Regions from separate parts of the Homo sapiens genome. Here regions 1, 3 and 4 are each linked to region 2. Evidence: chromatin loops called from intact Hi-C (ENCODE). Cell type or tissue: ovary. All regions are shown on one strand.

Region 1 (5,000 bases), 130 kb before region 2:
AAGGACAATGAACAGGTTTCAACATTTTCATCTACCCTGTCTCTCCGCAATGAATCCTATAAACATTTACTGAAGATCACACGCTTTCAAGTCAAACTTCAAAACCCTGTGTTCCCAAGTTCCAGTGTGACCTTGGCAAGTAACTGAACCCAGGTCACCCCATTTCTTGTGGGTAGACTCCTTCCTTCCAGGGCCACTGTGAGGATGAAGCCTGTTCAATAGGAATGGAACCCACCGCAATACCTGACACACAACAGCATGCACGCCCTCCAATTTTATCAGCTCCAGGTACAGAGCATTCTATTAACCAAACCCCACTGCAACTTGTTCAATCCATTGTTTGCAATAGCAAAGAAAACCCCACTGCAGACAGGCTCACCTGGGATGCCAGCCTTCACCACTGTCCACTCCCTTTACCACTCTTCCTGAGGCTGGTTCCTGCCTCTCTGTCTTTGCTAAAGCTCTTCTCTCTGCTTAGAATGTGTTTGCATCCCGAATTCTTATTCTTTTTCAGATTGTTGCTGACAAAAAGGACAAAGGAACTATTTTACAAAATCAGGCATGTATCTTATGGGGGGTGGGAGTGGGAATTCTAGAGAAAAACATTTTACATTTGGGACAGTGATGTCAAGATAGAATGCATGCTTTTCTTGAGGTCACCACAGAATCTAAGACTCATTCCATGGCACGAACGTGCTAAAGATTTGATGCGGAGGAACTAGACATTTAAAAGCTGTGGAAAATCATGCTCGCCTCAGGTAAACAGAAGTAAAGTCCAGGAGCATTTTAAAGCCAGGTCCTCCTCTCAGAGGTACAACTGTGTCTTCAGATCAAGGTATCAGCATATGGCACCAACCAGCACAAATTTTTCCCCTCCAAATGTCTATAATCAGGTAAATACAAAAACATTATGACTCAATATACAAATATTGTGAGACTGACAAGAAATTAAAGCTTCAAAAATTACTAGGACGGGTGCAGTGGCTCACACCAGCAATTTGGGAGGCCAACACTGGAGGATCACTTGAGTCCTTTGAGACTAGCCTGGGCAACATAGTGAGACCCTGTCTCTACAAAACCCACAAAAATTAGCTGGGCATGATGGCACACACCTGTGGTTCCAGCAACTTGGGAGGCTGAGGTGGGAGGATCACTTGAGCCTGGGAGGTCAAGGCTGCAGTGAGCAGAGACTGTGCTACTACACTCCAGCCTGAGTAACAGAGGGAGACCCTGTCTCAAAAAAAATATAAATAAGCCAGGCACAGTGGCTCATGCCTGTAGTAATCCCAGCACTTTGGGAGGCCGAGGCAGATGGATCACCTGAGGTCAGGAGTTTGAGCTCAACTTCGCTAACATGGTGAAACCCTGTTTCTACTACAAAAAAATTAGCTGGGCGTGGTGGCACACATCTGTAGCGCCTGTAATCCCAGCTACTGAGGCAGGAGAATCGCTTGAGCCTGGGAGGCGGAGGTTGCAGTGAGCCAAGATCATGCCATTGCACTCCAGCTTGGGCAACAAGAGTGAAATTCCATCTCAAAAAAAAAAATTTTATATATATGATTAAAGAGGAGCTGGTCCAGTGCCTAAAGCAAAGAGTATAACAAACGGTAGAAAGATGCAGAGCTAACAGAATGTCAATTTTGTCTTCTCTGTCTAGAAAATGACCTTTAGACTGCAAAGCTTAGAACACATATAGTTTATAGTGGATTTTTGAAAGTTCAAATCTAAACAAGGAGCGAACAAGTATAGACACTGGATTCCCAGAAGAATCTAGACTCAGAAATAACAAGTAACAAAAAAGTGGGTATCAAGCAGCTCACTGTGAGAGAAGCCTTGGCAAACGGTAGTAACTAGAACCTAGAGAGAAGCCTGCTCCCACTCCATCCCCACCCAGAGGGCAAGGATCTATTACTGGCTGAAGAGCCCGGCAGGCGCCCTCCTAGAGTGGACTCTTGGGGAGAGAGTGTGCAAGCAAGCACTCAGGGAGAAGGGCAGCCATCACCAAGGCTGCATGGACACACAAGGCATGTCCAAGAACACCTGCCCATGTCCCCTCCTTGAGGGGAGGTCAGGCTCCTGTTCATCTTAGTAATCCTCATGCCCATGCCTGATACATAGTGGGCACTCAATCCATGATTTTTCACCCACTGACAGGATTACCAGCCTAGGGAAATGCCTCAGATTTAAAGATCTATCTTGTTTCGGAAAGGCATCTGCATTTGAATGTCACTGCCTTTTATGGGCGTCACATCTCCTTGATCTGCCAATCTGGTAATCTTAGATGGCCCACTAGGGATATAATTGCATTACTTTCTCATAAAAGTTCCTTATGTCTAGCGCACTCCTGAAGTCCAGTTTAGTAACCCTAGAAGGAGGGTACAGTCAGAAGGAACACCATGCCCACTGTGCTGATTATGTCATGGCAGAGGAAACTCGTGGTGATGTGTACCTCAATGTTTGGATTTAGATGTGTTCTCTTCTGTTTTGGTCATTAATGACTTGGAAACTACTTGGCATACTTATTAAGGAAACTGGGAATCAGAAGGATCTTTCTTACGTTAATACACAGTTTATTCAAAATATATGTCAAATCCTGCCCCAAAGTTTTAGAACTAGTAACACTTACTCAGTGAGTTGAGTAAGTTAAAAAGCCAACACTATCTTGGTCTGCATAGTTATACAATTCTTCATAAAATAGTATTGCTTATTTGTTTAAATCAAAACAGCCCCATGAGGTAACCAAGGAAAGCATTATTTATAAGAAACGGGTGCGCATGGAGTTCATGTGAGCCATAAAACCTCCCAGAGTGATCATCACCATACTTTATAGACTGGAGAAGTCAATTTGACAAAGCAAGGATTAGAATCCTTCTTCTACACAGAGTTACCTTGTCTACCTGGCCAAGTGATTCTGTTGGTTAAAACAGGAGGAGCTAAAGCTTTGTAATCAAAGGAAGTCAGTTACCAATCCCAGTGTACTCTGGTAGGTTAAACCACATCTGTGGCAATACTATGATCAATTCTGAGTGATGCATTCTGAAGGGACACTGATAAGCTGACATCAGTTTCTAGAAGGAGTAAACTAGGTGGGGAAGGGATTAGAAAAACCATATATAGCCTATTATGAGAAACTGGCTAGCCAGGAGTGGCTACATATGACCTGGAAGTTTAGGAGAGGCAGGTTAGCTCCCATCTAAATATTTAGATGGAAGTCATATAGAAGAGAGAGTTGATTTATTCTGAGTGACACACAGAGGACAGGCCAGGGAAATATATGGAGAAATTCCTGAGAGATGGACTAGAAGCAAACAGGCATGGAAAAATATCATGTTTTGAGTGCCAATGAAGCACAGGCAGGAAGAGATGACCTCCAAGAAAGCTTGTTGGAGAACATTCTCTCACTGGGAAGAAGGCCAGCCGGGTCTTGAATTTTAGAGATCTGTAGAGATTTTGCTGAAAGGAGATCTTAGCTGAAGCCCCACAGGTAAAAAGAGGTGAAAATAGAGATGTTCCTCAAGTTTTTGTTTTCTTTGTCTCACCACTAGAATATTTAAGAGTCTAACAAACTCATTCCCGCATTTGTAGGTATCAGCTCTTTGCCACTCTCCAGATTGTCAAGCACTGTCTCTTCAGCAGGACCTCTAGGTGCCTCCAAAATAACCCTTGAGTCAGGAGCATGGGTAACACTGAAGAACTGTCATTTATCTTTCCATAACGACAAGGCACATGACCTGTTTGCAACTTTTCTGTAGTTTCAGAATGTACACTCACTCCTCATCAACTCTTCAGCAAGCCCGCTCCATAGGACAAGCCTCAGTCTACTGTGACTCAAGGAAGGCATGAAATCCACCTCAACGTCATTGTCCCAAAAGTTCGCTGTATTGTTCTGAAGGAACTTGTCTCAACCAGCCTGGGGAACCCTCATCTCACAGATCACTGACCACCCGCATCCCCATGCTCCCATCTGCCAACCCCAAAACTGAGTCGAAACACCACGCGGCTCCTTTACTGAAGGTTATTATTGGGACAAGGCATGAAAGTGGGCCAAGGAGAAATGGGATCTCAGCCCTTTGGGTCAGCCTTAGTAAATCTGGAACTCCTCTTGGAGTCTAGATCCAGGTCTAGATCTCAGATTGCAAATGCTTTTTTGCTTACTACAATGGAGTCTGTCCATTTGAGAAAGGTGGCTTTACACAACCAGCTATGAACAGAGAGGAAATCGAATTTTAAACATGGGATAGATGCTGATGGAATCTTACAGATATGTTAACTGTGCAAAAGAGCACCATTTTTTCCCCAATGAAAATGAGAAAATATGACATTTCCATTACAAAGTAGGATAGAATTTCCCATTTTCTCTCTTTTTTTTTTCAAGACAGTCTTGCTCTGTCACCCAGGCTGGAGTGCAGTGGCATGATCATAGCTCACTGAAGCCTCAACCTCCCAGGCTCAAGCGATCCTCCCACCTCAGCCTCCTGAGTAGCTAGGACTATAGGCATGTGCCACTACAGCTACCTTTTTAAAAATGTTTTGTAGAGATGGGGTCTCCCTGTGTTGCCTAGGCTGGTCCCATTTCCTCCTTTTAAAAATATTCATACTGTGCCTTATGAAATACCATACAAAGGTATTTTGTACTTTCTGAGACCCTAAGTAAAAAGCCATTAGGTTCATTTTGCTTTTAATGAGGATGTGTGAAAAAAAGATGAAGTCAGAGGCAAGGCTCAAACACCTGCATGCCACCAAATCCTACACAAATGCCACCCAAAGATAGGCTGGATGCAAACTGAAGTCCAAGCTTCTTAAACACCAAGACAAAGAGGGACATAATCAACTACAAGATTCAGAGTTCCTCTAAAAGAAAGTCAGCCTGAACATGGTTTCCCCTTTCCAGTCCCGAAGTCTGCAAGGATCTTATGATGAAGTCACAGGGGACCCTCCACATCGACAGTAAAGGTGAACTCCATATTTTACATAATTGTAATGCAATCTGAGAGCATGGA
Region 2 (5,000 bases):
TGACTGGCTTTAGGTCTAGAGATAGAGGAAGGAATAATTGAGATTTGGGGAGGAATTTAAGAGATTAAGCTGTTTAAAATACTTTAAAAGCATGTATATATCTACCTGATATACTATTTCAAAAATAAGAATCTATTCACTGAAATGGCCACATCAGAATCTCTATTTGCAGTAAATTACAAATATTTTCTTATTCAAATATTTTGCTCATTTAGACCGGCCTCCTTTCAAATTAGAGATTTTTTTTTACCTTTACCTATAATTCAGTAAGTTAAGGTCCATATGAATGAGGAAAAGTGCACATATACATTATACACACTCAAAACCATAACTATGTTAAGCCACCAGTTGTAATATACATTACAGTTGACAAACTTAAATAAAACCCCACAGTTTAAACTATACAGTTACAAACATTTCTTTCAGAACTGATTGGGAGGCCAAGGCAGAAGGAGACTAGCGTAGGCAACACAGCAAGACCCCATCTTTACAAAAACAAAAATTAAAAAATTAGCTGGGTGTGATGGGCCTTACCTGTAGTTCCAGTTACTTGGGAGGCTGAGGCAGGACTGCTTGAGCCCAGGAATTCAAAGATGCAGTGAGCTATGATTGCACCACTGCACCCCAGCCTGGGCAGACAGTGAGACCCCGTCTCTTTAAAAAAAAAAAAAAAGAAAGAAAGAAAAAAAAAGAAAGGGAAAAAAGAACTGCTTAGGAACTGTGGAAAGTAACAACAAATACACTCAATGTAGACATCTCAGCAAGCTGTACACAGTCTCAGTCCACTGTGCGAAGTTAGCACCCCACCTTGTGGAAAACAGTAGGTGGTGTTCAGTGGAAGAATGTCATGTTAATTTTAGAAGAGCTGGTTGATAAATCCTGCAACCACCAAACTGCCACTGATTCTTATATAAACAGAAAATGCAAAACCAAAAAAAGAATGCAAACCAAAAGAATCCCTATTTATTACACTAGCAGCAAAACTTTTGTACTTCCAAAATAAAAGGATATGAGCCTCAAAATATTGGTGCTTGTGGTATGTGTTTGGATTATTTCTGTAGAAAATATTTATTTAGATATTTATAAAAAAATAAATATTTCATATTAGTAGGTTTTTACTCCCACTGGGGCTTGTATCTCTTCTTAGTTTTGTTTCTAAAAAATAGCTGTTTTCTAATTGTAACTTTAGAAAATACAGAAAAATATTCAAAGACAAAACCAAAAATCAACCAATATCTCCCTACTCTTTTGAAGAAGCCCCCACCCCAACACTCTATCTCACAGAGATCTCTCCCTCCTCTGCATTCAAAGCACTCATTGTCCTTTGCTTATCTTTGATTTAAACATACACACACACACACACACACACATACACACAGTTTGAAAGTTCTTCTGGTCTTCTCAGTTTCGTCAGACTCTTCGCGTTATTTATCATTCCTGTTACTTTCTTGGCACCATGTCTTCTGGAGTTCTCTGTCACTTTGCTCTGTTCCCAACTGTTTGTTCTCTAGGACCACCTATGAAGTCTTCACACTGGAACTCCCTTCACTGCTGTCCTGAGAATTCCCTTCCCTTCTCTCCTGGACTGAGGCCCAGATCCCTGGAACTGAGTCTCCCTTTTGGGTGCCCCTTGTTTTGGTGGGGCACACCCTCTGTGGGAGGGTACATGAGGAATCCATTTGAGACACTGCTCCACTGTACTTCTGAAACCTCAAATGTGATTCCTTTTCTTGTTCTTTCTGGAAGTTTTTAGTATCTTCTCTTCATCGTTAGTTCTGAAACTGTACATGACGTGTCTTGTGACTACACTTTCACTGGACTCAGGATAGTCCTTTTATTTTAAAAGTCGGGTCCTTCTGTTTTGGAAATTTCCCTGGGTCATAATTTTGTTTCATTTTGAACTTTTCCCATTTCCTTGTTCCTTCTGAATAATGGACTTGCAACATCCAGTTTGGTTGTCTAATTTTCTTGCCTTTCTCTACTGTTTTTTACGTTTTCCTTATGCTTTTAATCTTTTTCTTGAGTTCTTCAATGTGATCTTCCAATCTTTCATTGAATTTTTATTGCTGAAATCAAAATTTTAATAGCCAAGGGGTTTTTTTTGTTCTTAGTTTTTTAAAAAATAGGTCTCATTCTTGTTTTAATGAAATAATGCCCTCTCATTTCTTCGAACATAATTGTTTTCGTTTAAACTCCCCACTGCCACTGAAATGCCCTTTTCTCTAGTTCCTTTCGTTAGTTTTCTCTTTAGAGGCTTTCCTCAAATGTCTGATATTCTGTAGATGTTGATTCAACTACTGATTCTCAAGGGCGATGGGAGGGGAGGCCCCCCATACACACGTTATAAGGTCTGGAGACATTTTGGGTTGCCATAACTGGTGGTGGGGGTTGGGGGAGCACTCTTGGCATCTGGTGGATAAAGGCCAGGGATGCTGCTAACATCCTGTAACACACAGGACATTCCCCTACAATGAAGATTTGTCTGTCCCAAAATGTCAATAGTGACGAGGATGAGAAGCCCTACTTCACATTAAAGAATGAGGCATTAAAAGGCCGACTGCAGGCTCTATGTTCAGCTCTCTACCGCCTCTACTGAGAACTAGTGCAGGTCAGCGGCTAAATGATCAGCAGTGCACTGCCACCTGGTGGCAGGATGAGGGAGTGACATTGCAGAGGAAAGAAAATATAAGTCCTTCAACACTTGGAGGGGCCCGCCTGGTCCATTTCTGAAGCTTCAAGGACCTTTTAGGGGAAGGAGAGGAAAGAGGAAGGTAGAGAGGAGAAGGAAAAGAAGTAGAAGGAAAGGAGAAGGAGCGAGGAGGGGGAGAGAGGAGAGAGAAAGAGAGGGTTGAAGAGAGAGGAGAGGAAGAAGAGAGAGAAGGAGGGGAGAGGGAGAAGGGAATGAGGGAGGAAGGGAGACAGGGAAGGAGGGAGAGAGAGTGCACAAGTGTGTAGAGTTTAGGAAACGGTTTTGAATCTGTGCAAAGTGGTTCTGGGAAGTCCCTCTAAATCCCAGGGAGTTTCCAGGTTCCTCTAGGCAACACTTTAAAGACCCTTGGAGATCGGGATGCTCCCCTTTCAGACATCCCAGGGTTGGTGATGGCAATCCCATTCTTACAATTGCTCAGAACAGCTTTGTAGTCATGTTTGATTCCTCTGTTTTCTGCCATGAAATTCTGTTAACTCCACTTTCAAAAACATCCAGAATCCAACTATTTTCCCTTACTCCTGGCCCTCCTGATGCAAGCCACATTATCTCTTGCTGGGATTTCTGCAACAACCTCCTAACTGATTTCCTTGGTTTTGCTTTTGGTGTATTTGTAACACAGCCACACGAGTGACCTGTGTAAAACAGTATGATTGTGTCACTCCTCCAAGCAAAACTTTCCAACAGGTCTCTATTTTCCTCAGATTAAGAGAGGAAGTTTTTAAAAGGGCTTACAAGGTCCTAAATTATCTGGTCTTTGCCCACTCCTCCCATCTCCTCTTCAGTGTCTCTCCTTCCACTCACTCTCCTCCAGGGACCAGGATTACCTGCTATTGCACCAACATCCAGGAATATTCCTCTCTATGGCTTTTCCAGAGACTTTTCCCTCTGCTTGAAACACTCTTCTCTCAGGAGTCCCCATCGCCTTCAAGGTCCTAAGAGCAATCACAACTTTTCCACCCCATCAAAATTCCCAGTTCCCCATCCCTGTGCAATCTGCCCCCACAGCACTGATCACCTTCTAACAGACTTTACTATTTTCTTCTTCACTATGTCTGGTATTACTGTCTTCTCATCCAGGTCAAGTGGAGTGAGCTCCATGATGGCAGACATTTTTTTGTGTTTTTTGTTCACTTGTGTATCCCAACTATCTATAATATTGCCTGGCAAATGGAAAGCAAATATTTATTGCTGAATAAACAAAGTATTTTTTTTTTAAAAAAAGCATTAGGATTCTGACACCTACTGCATTATAAATTTGGGAAAACTGAAAATCTTTGTTAAGTTTTTAAACATCAGGAACATGCTTCTGTATTTATTTTTACCATATTTAATGTCTCAATAAGATTTCACTATTGGGCCCATATTGATCATTTCCTTTTATTCAAGCTCCTTTCCCAGTGTTTAATATTTTAGGTCTCTTTCTTCATTATTTTTCTAACAGTTAAAGCTAGCATATAAGGAAGTGATTGAGTTTTGCATATTTGGCTTGAATCTGATACTTTTCTGAACTTGTATTACTTGATAGTCTTTTGTTGATTTTGTTTCTAGATATAATTATTTATAGCATATATTACTTTATTTCTTCTTTTTCAATGTTTATACCTCTTATTTCGACTTAGGTGGAGGGCCAAAACAAAACACAGTATGACTAATGGCAGATACTCTTCTTTTGGTTCTGATTTTAGAGAGAAAGAATGTAATGGACATTGGCTTTTGGCTCCAAGTATACTTTTTCATTTTAAGGAAACCATTGACAATGTTGGAATAATAGGTTATTTGTGCAAAGCAGTGTTTTAGGAAGCTAAATGTGGACAGCCAGGGATATCAATGTGATTTAAAGAAGACTAGAGTCCAAATCAGTAGTATGTGTAGAGTTTGCATATACATTGCAAATGTACTGCAATGTATACATTGTATTAGTATACTAATTGTATAGTATTAGCATACTGTATTAGTATATTAATAGAATTAGTATAATAGTATACTAACAGAATGGTATACTAATAGAATTAGCATACTATATACTAATAGAATTAGCATACTATATACTAATAGAATTAGCATACTATATACTAATAGAATTAGCATACTATATACTAATAGAATGGCATACTAATAGAATTAGTATACTAATAGAATGGCATACTAATAGAATTAATATACTAATAGAATGGCATACTAATAGAATTAGTATACTAATAGAATGGCATAGTAATAGAATTAATATACTAATAGAATGGTATACTAATAATTAGTATACTAATAGAATAGTATACTAATAATTAGTATA
Region 3 (5,000 bases), 69 kb before region 2:
TCAAGCTTTCTCAGTTTTATTTTCTCCAGAAAAGGTGGTAATGATAATACTTAACTCATTAGGTCCACCCCTAACATTTCCAGGACCCCTGGCAAGAGTGTACACAAAAACCTCTGCCACAGCCCCCCTCCCTTCTCTTTCCATCTGGCTCCATCCTGCCCTCCACACCTCAGCTTGCAGGTCCTAACTCCTGCCACACCATTCCCCACTGAAAACCACCCATGCCATCTCTCAGCCCAGGGGCACAGTTCACTTGCATTCCATGGGGCAAGGGGCCCAGGCAAATCCTAGAAGCAGGCTCGGGCCACTGAGGCAGGGAATTTTGGGGCCTGGGCAGCCAGAGTTTGGTCTAGAAAAGTGTGGCCCTTCCAACCCCATAGGGAGGAAAGTGGCAAATATGTGTCTTTAAAGTGTGGGCCTCAGTTGCTTGGGTCTGAGAATTAAATGAGTCAGTGCACACACAGCACTTCTGACATCGAGCGGGGAGTGTGCCCTTGGAGAAAGGGATCCTTCAATAGGAGTCAGTGCCCTTAAGTCTCCTGTAAAGGTCTTGTCAAATTGATGTTGGAACACCTCAAATATTTACCAAACAATGAGGAGCACAGTCCTTAGGTGGATAAAGATTATGGTGACATTTCAAACTCGATAACAGTGTATTGAAAGGCCCAACATAGACTATTTCAAGTCAGAGAAACCTCTTCAGGTTCAGATTTGCAGACTGATCCTTTTCTCTTCTTTTGTTTGAGATGGAGTCTCAAAATATTTGATACTCTGTCGCCAGTCTGGAGTGCAGTGGCACAATCTCGGCTCACTTCAACCTCTGCCTCCCAGGTTCAAGCGATTCTCCTGTCTCAGCCTCCCGAGTAGCTCAGACTACAGGCGCGTGCCACCACACCCATCTAATTTTTGTATTTTTAGTAGAGACGGGGTTTCACCTTGTTGGCCAGGATGGTCTTGATCTCTTGACCTCGTGATCCACCCACCTCGGCCTCCCAAAGTGCTGGGATTACAGGCATGAGCCACCGTGCCCGGCCCACTTTTTTTTTTTTCATGAGTTAAGCATGAAATAAAAGTAATTTTTAAGTGTCCTTTCTTGTTCTCATTTAAAAACCTAGTTTGTTTCATTTATCTATAATCAATACATTCTTTGGCTTTTTAGCATCTGAAAATTTCTTACATGATATATATTTCTAGAGCTTTTAATTATGGAAATGCTGAAACGTATATGAAATAGAGGGAATATAATGGGCTTATTTGTGAATCTCCATGTACCCACTGCCCAGTTAGCTTCCACACGCATGGCTAATCCTGTTTTATCTATAAACTCTCCTTCCTGCCCCACTCTGGCAATGGATTTTCAATCAAATCTCAGGCCTCTTATCATTTCATCCACAAATACTTTGTTTTTTATAAGATTTTGATGAAAACATTTTAAGCTTTTTCCATCTGGCTGCTTTAGACTCCGCTTGTTCAACTGGGCTGTCAATGGACCAAACCACGAGTCTTTTTAGATGCCTTGCATGGTTTTAGGTCCAGATAATTCAGGGCAAATCGGTTTGAAAATTGAACCTCTTTTAATTTGTCTGCCAGACTGGAACTGAATAAGGGAACATTTTGGATACTTTTTATTCCTTGCTGAATTTCTGCCAACTCTGTATATGGTATTTCCATAAAAGTCTTGTTTTTCTCCCTTTTCTTTGAAGAATGAAACTTCTTTTCCCTTTTTCTGAGAGGCGGGAAGAGACTGTCCCCAGAGTCCATTCCTCCTGCGGCTGCTTGGCTTTCCTTGGGCTGTATTCCCTTCCTACTCTGAGTGTGTACGTTCTGGGGGTTGGCAGTCCAGTGGGGACCCAGACATGGGGATGGTGGGCCTTCTTGATGTCATACAAAGATTACTGCACTTCAGTCACTGGAGCTCAACTGAAAACTTAAAAAAGTTCTCTTGGGCTGGGTGCGGTGGCTCACGCCTGTCATCCCAGCACTTTGGGAGGCCGAGGTGGGTGGATCATGAAGTCAGGAGTTCGAGACCAGCGTGGCCAAGATGGTGAAATCCCGTCTCTACTAAAAATACAAAAATTAGCCGGGCGCAGTGGCGGGTACCTGTAATCCCAGCTACTCAGGAGGCTGAGGCAGGAGATTCACTTGAACCCAGGAGGAGGAAGAGGTTGCAGTGAGCTGAGATCGTGCCACTGCACTCCGGCCTGGGTGACAGAGCAAGACTCCATCTCAAAAAAAAAAAAAAAAAAAGTTCTCTTTACAGTCATTGAATTTTAAATCATTATCCTAAAAAGATTGAGAGAGGAAAAAAATGATTTCAAATTGGACAGAATTTTTTTTTTTACATCTCCTTGCCAGAAACATTGTTCTCATTTTCAGTTGAATGGCTTGGGTATTAATTAAAGCTTCATGCTCAGCCACTATCTCCTTTTCTACATTCTTGCTGCTAATCGTCATATATGTAACACATGACTTCTGTTTAAATGCTCAAGTTTATTAGAGTGGAAAAAAATCTCAGTTATACAGGAAAGGAAAAGAGATTAGGAATCAAGTCCAACCATGTGCTTATTCATCTGCATATGGTTAAAGATTTAAAAGAATCCATTGGTTTCTTTTTCACTGCTGCATGCAGGCCAAGGAGAAAGGAGGAAAAAAAATCATTTTCCTATCCATGGTGTAGAAATACATCTTCTGCCTTTTGCCTGGCAGGCAAAAAATTTCTTCCTCTTTTAATATTAAGCGAAAGTACCCAAGCTTTGGAGAAACTGTCTCCTTCTGAAAGGTTATTTTTCTAATTACCTATTGCTTTGTGACAAATTATTCCAAAACTTCGTGGTGGAAAACTACTACCATTTAATCATGCCTATGAACTCTGTGGATCAGCAAATCACAGGGCACAGAAGGGAGAGCTTTTCTCTCTTCCAAGGTGTCTGAGCCTCAGCTGGGAAGACCAGAAAGCCTGGAGTGACTCAAATGGCAGGGCTGGAATAATCTGGAGACTTCTCCTCTTGCATGTCTAGTGCCTCCAGTGAGATGACTCAAAGTCTATACTAAGATGTGACTGTCAATTGGAATGTCTACAGATACCATAAAATTCACCCAGTATACAATTCAGTGGCTTTTAGTATATTCACAGAGATGTACAACCATCACCACTGTCGAATTCCAGAACATTTTCATCACCTCCAAAAGAAGCCTCATACCCATTAGGAGTTGCCCTCCATTTCCCCTTCTCACTGCCCCTGGAAACCACTAAGCTACTTTCTGTCTATGGACTTGCCTACTCTGGACATTTCATATGAATAGAATCATGCATTTGTTGTCTTTTGTGGCTGGCTTCTGTAACTTAGCCTACTGTTTACAAGGTTCATCCACACTGTAGCATGTATTAGTACTTCATTCCTTTGTGTGATCGAGTAATATTCCACTATATGGATATACCACATTTTGTTTATCTGTTCATTAGTAGAGCATTTGGGTTGTTTCTACTTTCGGGTTATTATGAATAACGCTGCTGCGAACATATAAGTTTTTGTGTAAATACATGTTTTTAATTCTCCAGGGTATACACCTATGGGTAGAATTTCTGGGTCATATGATAACCCTATGTTTGATTTTTGTGAAACTGCTGAACTGTTTTCCACAGCTGCTGCACCATTCTACATTCCTACCAGCAATGTAGGAGGGCTCCAATTTCTCCAAATCCTTGGCAGCATGTATTTTCTGGGTTTTCTTGGACTATAGCCACCCTAGGGGGTTGCTGCCCTTAGTTTAAAAAGAGCCTCCTGGCCGGGCGCAGTGGCTCACGCCTGTAATCCCAGCACTTTGGGAGGCCGAGGCGGGCAGATCACGAGGTGAGGAGATGGAGACCATCCTGGCTAACACAGTGAAACCCTGTCTCTACTAAAAATACAAAAAAAACAAACAAAAAAAAAATTAGCCGGGCGTGGTGACAGGCGCCTGTAATCCCAGCTACTCGGGAGGCTGAGGCAGGACAATGGCGTGAACCCAGGAGGCGGAGCTTGCAGTGAGCCGAGATCGCGCCACTGCACTTCAGCCTGGGCAACAGAGCGAGACTCTGTCTCAAAAAAAAAAAAAAAAAAAAAAAAGAAAGAAGAGCCTCCTTAACACACCAGGGGAGCTACCACTGATGGAGACAAATGTGACTGAGGGCTTGAGGGCTTACTATTTAGCAGGCTCTGTGCTAAACACTGTACATACATCATCTGAATGTTTAGTGCTCCCTACAACTCTAACGCAGGTACATTATGCTTATTTTACAGAAAGGTCAAGTAACTTGCCAGAAAAGGGATAGAGTTTGGGAGATGTGGATTTCCCATATTAAAAAAAAATTAGAGAACTTGGATACTAAGGTAGGAGTTTGGTGGCCCAAGTGAAAGGTTATTATTATTATTTTTTCAAAACAAAACAAAAAACATCTAGCTGATTGTGGTTGGCAGAAGTCTCAGATGGCCCCCAGAACGGGCATGGTGGCTGACGCCTGTAATTCCAGCACTTTGGGAAGCCGAGGTGGGCGGATCACTTGAGCCCAGGAGTTCGAGACCAGCCCGGCCAACATGGTGAAACCCCATCTCTGCTAAAAATACAAAAGTTAGCCGGGCTGGTGGTGCACTCCTGAAATCCCAGCTAGTCAGGCGGCTGAGGCACGAGAATCGCTTGAACCAGGGAGGTAGAGGTTGCAGTGAGTTGAGATTGCACCACAGCACTCCAGCCTGGGTGACAGAGTGAGACTCCGTCTTAAAGAAAAAAAAAAAAGATGTCCCCTAATATTCCACCCCCTGATTTACATGCCCTGGATAATCTACTATCCGTTAGTATGGGTGGGATCTGTGAATATCATGACATGTCATTCCTCTGATTATGTTACATTAACATGGCAAAAGGGACGTAATTATGATCCTAATCAGTTGACCTTGAATTAATCAAAAGGGAGATTACACTGACTCAGTCATGTGAGTCCTTAAAAGATAGGAAGCAGGCCA
Region 4 (5,000 bases), 550 kb before region 2:
CCTAGAAGAAAACCTAGGCATTACCATTCAGGACATAGGCATGGGCAAGGACTTCATGTCTAAAACACCAAAAGCAATGGCAACAAAAGCCAAAATTGACAAATGGGATCTAATTAAACTAAAGAGCTTCTGCACAGCAAAAGAAACTACCATCAGAGTGAACAGGCAGCCTACAAAATGGGAGAAAATTTTCGCAACCTACTCATCTGACAAAGGGCTAATATCCAGAATCTACAATGAACTCAAACAAATTTACAAGAAAAAAACAACCCCATCAAAAAGTGGGCGAAGGACATGAACAGACACTTCTCAAAAGAAGACATTTATGCAGCCAAAAAACACATGAAACAATGCTCACCATCACTGGCCATCAGAGAAATGCAAATCAAAACCACAGTGAGATAACATCTCACACCAGTTAGAATGGCAATCATTAAAAAGTCAGGAAACAACAGGTGCTGGAGAGGATGTGGAGAAATAGGAACACTTTTACACTGTTGGTGGGACTGTAAACTAGTTCAACCATTGTGGAAGTCAGTGTGGGGATTCCTCAGGGATCTAGAACTAGAAATACCATTTGACCCAGCCATCCCATTACTGGGTATATACCCAAAGGACTATAAATCATGCTGCTATAAAGACACATGCACACGTATGTTTATTGCGGCACTATTCACAATAGCAAAGACTTGGAACCAACCCAAATGTCCAACAATGATAGACTGGATAAAGAAAATGTGGCACATATACACCATGGAATACTATGCAGCCATAAAAAAATGATGAGTTCATGTCCTTTGTAGGGACATGGATGAAATTGGAAATCATCATTCTCAGTAAACTATCGCAAGGACAAAAAACCAAACACCGCATATTCTCACTCATAGGTGGGAATTGAACAATGAGAACACATGGACACAGGAAGGGGAACATCACACTCTGGGGACTGTTGTGGGGTGGGGTCCTGGGGGAGGGATAGCATTAGGAGATATACCTAATGCTAAATGACAAGTTAATGGGTGCAGCACACCAGCATGTCACATGTATACATATGTAACTAACCTGCACATTGTGCACATGTACCCTAAAACTTAAAGTATAATAATAATAAAATTAAAAAAAGAACAATAACTACCCTGTATTAAAATACATCAAAATGTTTAAATTAATGAGTTTATTATGATACTCATTATGTTGAAAAGTGACAAAGGGAAAAAAATGTCTTTAATTCTTTCTCTTTTTTGGGTTTCATTTGGAAAGTCTTGAGTCCCCACTTATGTCCTTACTTGTTGGAGTGTTTTACTTCATAACCATGTTCCTTACTTCCTGGTGTTTATCCTGTGATTCTTGTTTTCTCCTCCCCTGGGAACTGTTTCTCTGACTTCTTTTTGGTTCACTGTTATGAATTCTAATCTCTTTCTGACTTAAAGTATTCTAAAGTAGACCTGGGTTTCTCACATTCATTATGTCTTTTTATTGTTTTTCTTAACATAGCCTTTCTATAATCAACAAATGTTCTTCAGTTCTTTGCAGCCTCTAATTATTTTCTACTCATCTGGCTTACTTGAAAATAAAGATTTCTTTCTCTTGGAAAGAGGCATAATAAAACAGACTTGGCCCCTCAAATAAATCTTTCCTACTTTATGATTCATTTGCCTTTTGGGTTACATTTGTAACCAAATAATAAAAACTTCTTTGGAATAAGAGATTTTATACCATTTTCCATTATAAACTCCCCAGTACAGACATATTTATCTGTCTAGATATTATTCTGGGAAGTATGTAGACTGGAGAGATCCTAAGAGGTAACAGCTTGCAGGTTACCATGTGGGGATTAAAATAGTACTTTGTCCAAGGTGGGCGGATTGCTTGAGCTCAGGAGTTTGAGGCCAGCCTGGGCAACATGGCAAAACCCCGTCTCTGTGAAAAATACAAAAAAATTAGCTAGGTGTGGTGGTGCACACCTTTGGTCCTGGTTACGCAGGCGGCTGAGGTGGGAGGATCGCTTGTGCCAGTGAGGCAGAGGTTGCAGTGAGCGGAGATCGCACCACTATACTCCAGTCTGGGCTACAGAGTGAGATCCTGTCTCCAAAAACAAGTACTTTGTAAGTTACTAAGATTTTTACCTTTTCAGTAAGGTATACTTATAGTGTTTAAAGAAACTAATTAATCTTCATAAACACCATACTTTTATATAATTTTTCTTTTACTTAAATTTATGTGTAGAATTTTTTATTTGTTATGATAAATTTATAGAAAGTAGGATTTATCAAGGAGTATTATTTGGGGGGTATATTTTTATTGGTAAGAATATGGTAGTTCAAAGCATTGGTTGATCCGGTAAAGCATTCTGAGAGCCCCAATAATACAATGCTGTTAAGAACTTAATTTTCAGTAAATGTTACTCTTGGCTTTTAGTCTTAATTTAACCCCACAAAAATATGTACTTAATAAATTTTTAATACAGAAAAATTATCACTGGCTTATCATGGCTGACGTCATAATTGGAAGTTTTGTTCAACACTACCAAATGCCGTGAAGTAAAGAAAAGTGAATGCTGAGTAGGTTAGCCAGGCTTGATTTAGAGCATAAAAGGATAACTCAGGATTTCAGTAAGTCTGGTTATTATTTATATACATCATTACAAATCTGTTTTTGGGGTTTCCTGGCATACTGCAACAAATAATGTGGAAGGGTATTATTGGAGGCAGGAATATTGATGCCATTGTAAACCACAAAGAGCAGTTAGGAGGGGAGAATTTATATACGGCCAACATTACTCAAATAAAACGTAGCAGGGAACCATTTAATTACCAGCTCACTGAACTTTAGGACCTTCTAAGGGCATCGCTGTTACAGTAGAGTATGATTATTTTATATGATAACCTTGCTTTATGAGGAACATTCAGTATATTCAATTTTATGTGATAAGGAAATTGTGTTATTTAAAAAGAAGTCTATCAAAATGATTCTTTATCAGAAAAAAGTTTATTCATCTGAACGACTCTTTAACAATTATGTGTGTAAATTGTTATTTTCTTTTAGATCAACTATGTGTTAGGCTGCTTCATTCTTTTTTCTTTAAGAAGTTTTTAAAATGTAAAAATGAAATTTGGCTTTTTAACCATTTCTAAGTGTATAATTTAGTGGCATTAAGTACATTTACAGTGTTATGCAGCCACCACCACTATCCATTTCCAGAACTTTTCCATCATCCCAAATAGAAACTCTGTACTCATTAAACAGTAACTCTCCTTCCTTCCTCTCCCTTGCCCCTGGTAACCTCTCATGCTGTCTGTCTATGAATTTGACTGCTCTAGGAATCACATATAAGTGAAGTCATACAGCATTTGTCCTTTTGTGGCTGGCTTATTTCATTTAGCATAATGTTTTCAAGGTTCATCTGTATTGTAGCATGTGTCAGAGTTTCATTCATTTTAAAGGTTGAATGCCATTTCATTGTGTGTGTGTGTGTGTGTGTGTGTGTCACATTTTGTTTATCCATTCATCCTCTTGGGTCGCTTCCTTGCTTCCACCTTTTGGCTATTGTGAACAATGCTGATGGCTCTCCATTTTGTCACAGTAAAAGTCGAAGTTCTTTCAATGCCTGCCACTACCCTACCCCTACCTGATACATCTCTGATCTCATTTCCTACTATTCTTCTTTCCTGTTCATTCTTCAGTAAAATCAGCCTTGTTTCTGTTTTTTTTTTTTTTTTTTTTTTTTTTTTTGAATAGGATAGCTACATTCCTGCTTCAGTGCCTTTGTACCAGCAAATTTTTTTTTTTTTTTTGAGACGGAGCCTTGCTCTGTCGCCCAGGTTGGAGTGCAGTGGCACGATCTTGGCTCACTGCAACCTCTGCCTCTCGGGTTCAAGCAATTCTCATGCCTCAGCCTCCTGAGTAGCTGGGATTACAGGTGCCCGCCACTGCATCCAGCTAATTTTTGTATCTTTAGTAGAGACAGGGTTTTACCATGTTGGCCAGGCTGTACCAGCTTTTTATGGGTGGTAAAGGTGGGGGCTAGAACAGTCTTCTTTTAGTTAAATCCTAATTCACCCCTTCTTTCAAAGTTTTACTTAGTTGTCATATTCAATAAAGTCTGCTCTGACCACCTTAAAAATGCGGCTTTCCTCACCCGCTCCCAAGTTCCCTTTGTCTGTTTTTTCCTCCAAAGTACTTATTTTCTAATATACTATTTAACTTATATGTTATGTATATTCTTTATTGTATGTCTCTTACCACTAGAATGTAAACCAGTAAGGGTAGAGGTTTTTGGTTTTTTGTTTTCATTTTTTGTCTCTTTAATTCATTAATATGGCCTACTTGCCTAGAACAGAGCCTGACAGAGAGCATTCAATAAATATTCATTGAATTAAATAATAGGAACAGAAGGCTCACCAGCTTAACAAATTTGTTAAAGGCAGGTTACCAGCTAGGGTAACTCATATCTTTCTGATATTTTCTTTCCTATTGTGTTGCATTGGTGTTTAGTGTTGTAAGCTAGAATTATAGCTAAGATTTTCTGATTCTTTACAGAGTTGATCAGATACTTACAAGATCATAAGCCTAGAACTTAACCACTCTTTACATTTTCTCATTTATCTTTATGTTGTTGCAGAATAATTTAGTGACACTTGTATATATTTATAGTGCACATATATTTTGATAAAACACTTATAATTTCTAAGAATGGAATCTACAGAAACATTGCTTACTGTTACATAAGTTGCTGACTTGTACACTCATTGCAATATTATCTAGAAGAGCAAAACAAAATGCAGATGACCTAAATATTTAACCAAAGGGGAGTGTTTAAATAAGTTATAGTATATCCTTACTATGGAAGATGCTTGAGGCATTAAAGGAAAGGAATGGGGGAATCTGAATATACTGACCTGGAAGAATATCTGTGATATATTGTTAAATAATAAAAGCAAGTTGTAGAACAGTCTATAGAGTACGTTTTCATTTTTTTAAAAGAGACTGTGTATACGCAT

What was found. Hi-C counts contacts between places; a loop is a spot of excess contacts. Peaks named below come from ENCODE experiments on the same cell type or tissue, not always from the same donor. Only the 100,000 strongest peaks of a DNase experiment are listed, where the experiment ranks them.
Region 1: it touches region 2 in a loop (5-fold over the local background); 72 of 110 quality-filtered maps call a loop at or near these places.
Region 3: a loop joins it to region 2, with 16 times the contacts of the local background. A loop is called at or near these places in 11 of 110 quality-filtered maps.
Region 4: it touches region 2 in a loop (4-fold over the local background); 16 of 110 quality-filtered maps call a loop at or near these places.

The regions. Positions count from the first base shown.
Region 1 is chr1:94,910,532-94,915,531 of GRCh38, forward strand. The region is part of intron 1 of CNN3 (calponin 3); the gene reads right to left. Among named protein-coding and RNA genes, the nearest start is that of CNN3-DT, 13 kb to the right of the region's middle. RefSeq lists enhancers at 1-829, 28-1,227. In ovary, no CTCF peak of the experiment used is centred here; no DNase peak of the experiment used is centred here.
Region 2 is chr1:95,040,959-95,045,958 of GRCh38, forward strand. The region is part of intron 2 of ALG14 (ALG14 UDP-N-acetylglucosaminyltransferase subunit); the gene reads right to left. Among named protein-coding and RNA genes, the nearest start is that of ALG14-AS1, 18 kb to the right of the region's middle. RefSeq lists enhancers at 2,210-2,818, 2,819-3,427. In ovary, CTCF peaks have their summits at 803 and 2,615 (motif pointing left); DNase peaks (open chromatin) are centred at 793, 2,360 and 2,623; H3K27ac peaks cover 2,126 bases.
Region 3 is chr1:94,971,935-94,976,934 of GRCh38, forward strand. ALG14 (ALG14 UDP-N-acetylglucosaminyltransferase subunit) reads right to left here. Exons shown (of 4, transcript NM_144988.4): 4 at 2,471-5,000. Among named protein-coding and RNA genes, the nearest start is that of CNN3, 47 kb to the left of the region's middle. In ovary, no CTCF peak of the experiment used is centred here; no DNase peak of the experiment used is centred here.
Region 4 is chr1:94,492,992-94,497,991 of GRCh38, forward strand. The region is part of intron 16 of ABCD3 (ATP binding cassette subfamily D member 3); the gene reads left to right. Among named protein-coding and RNA genes, the nearest start is that of F3, 46 kb to the right of the region's middle. In ovary, no CTCF peak of the experiment used is centred here; no DNase peak of the experiment used is centred here.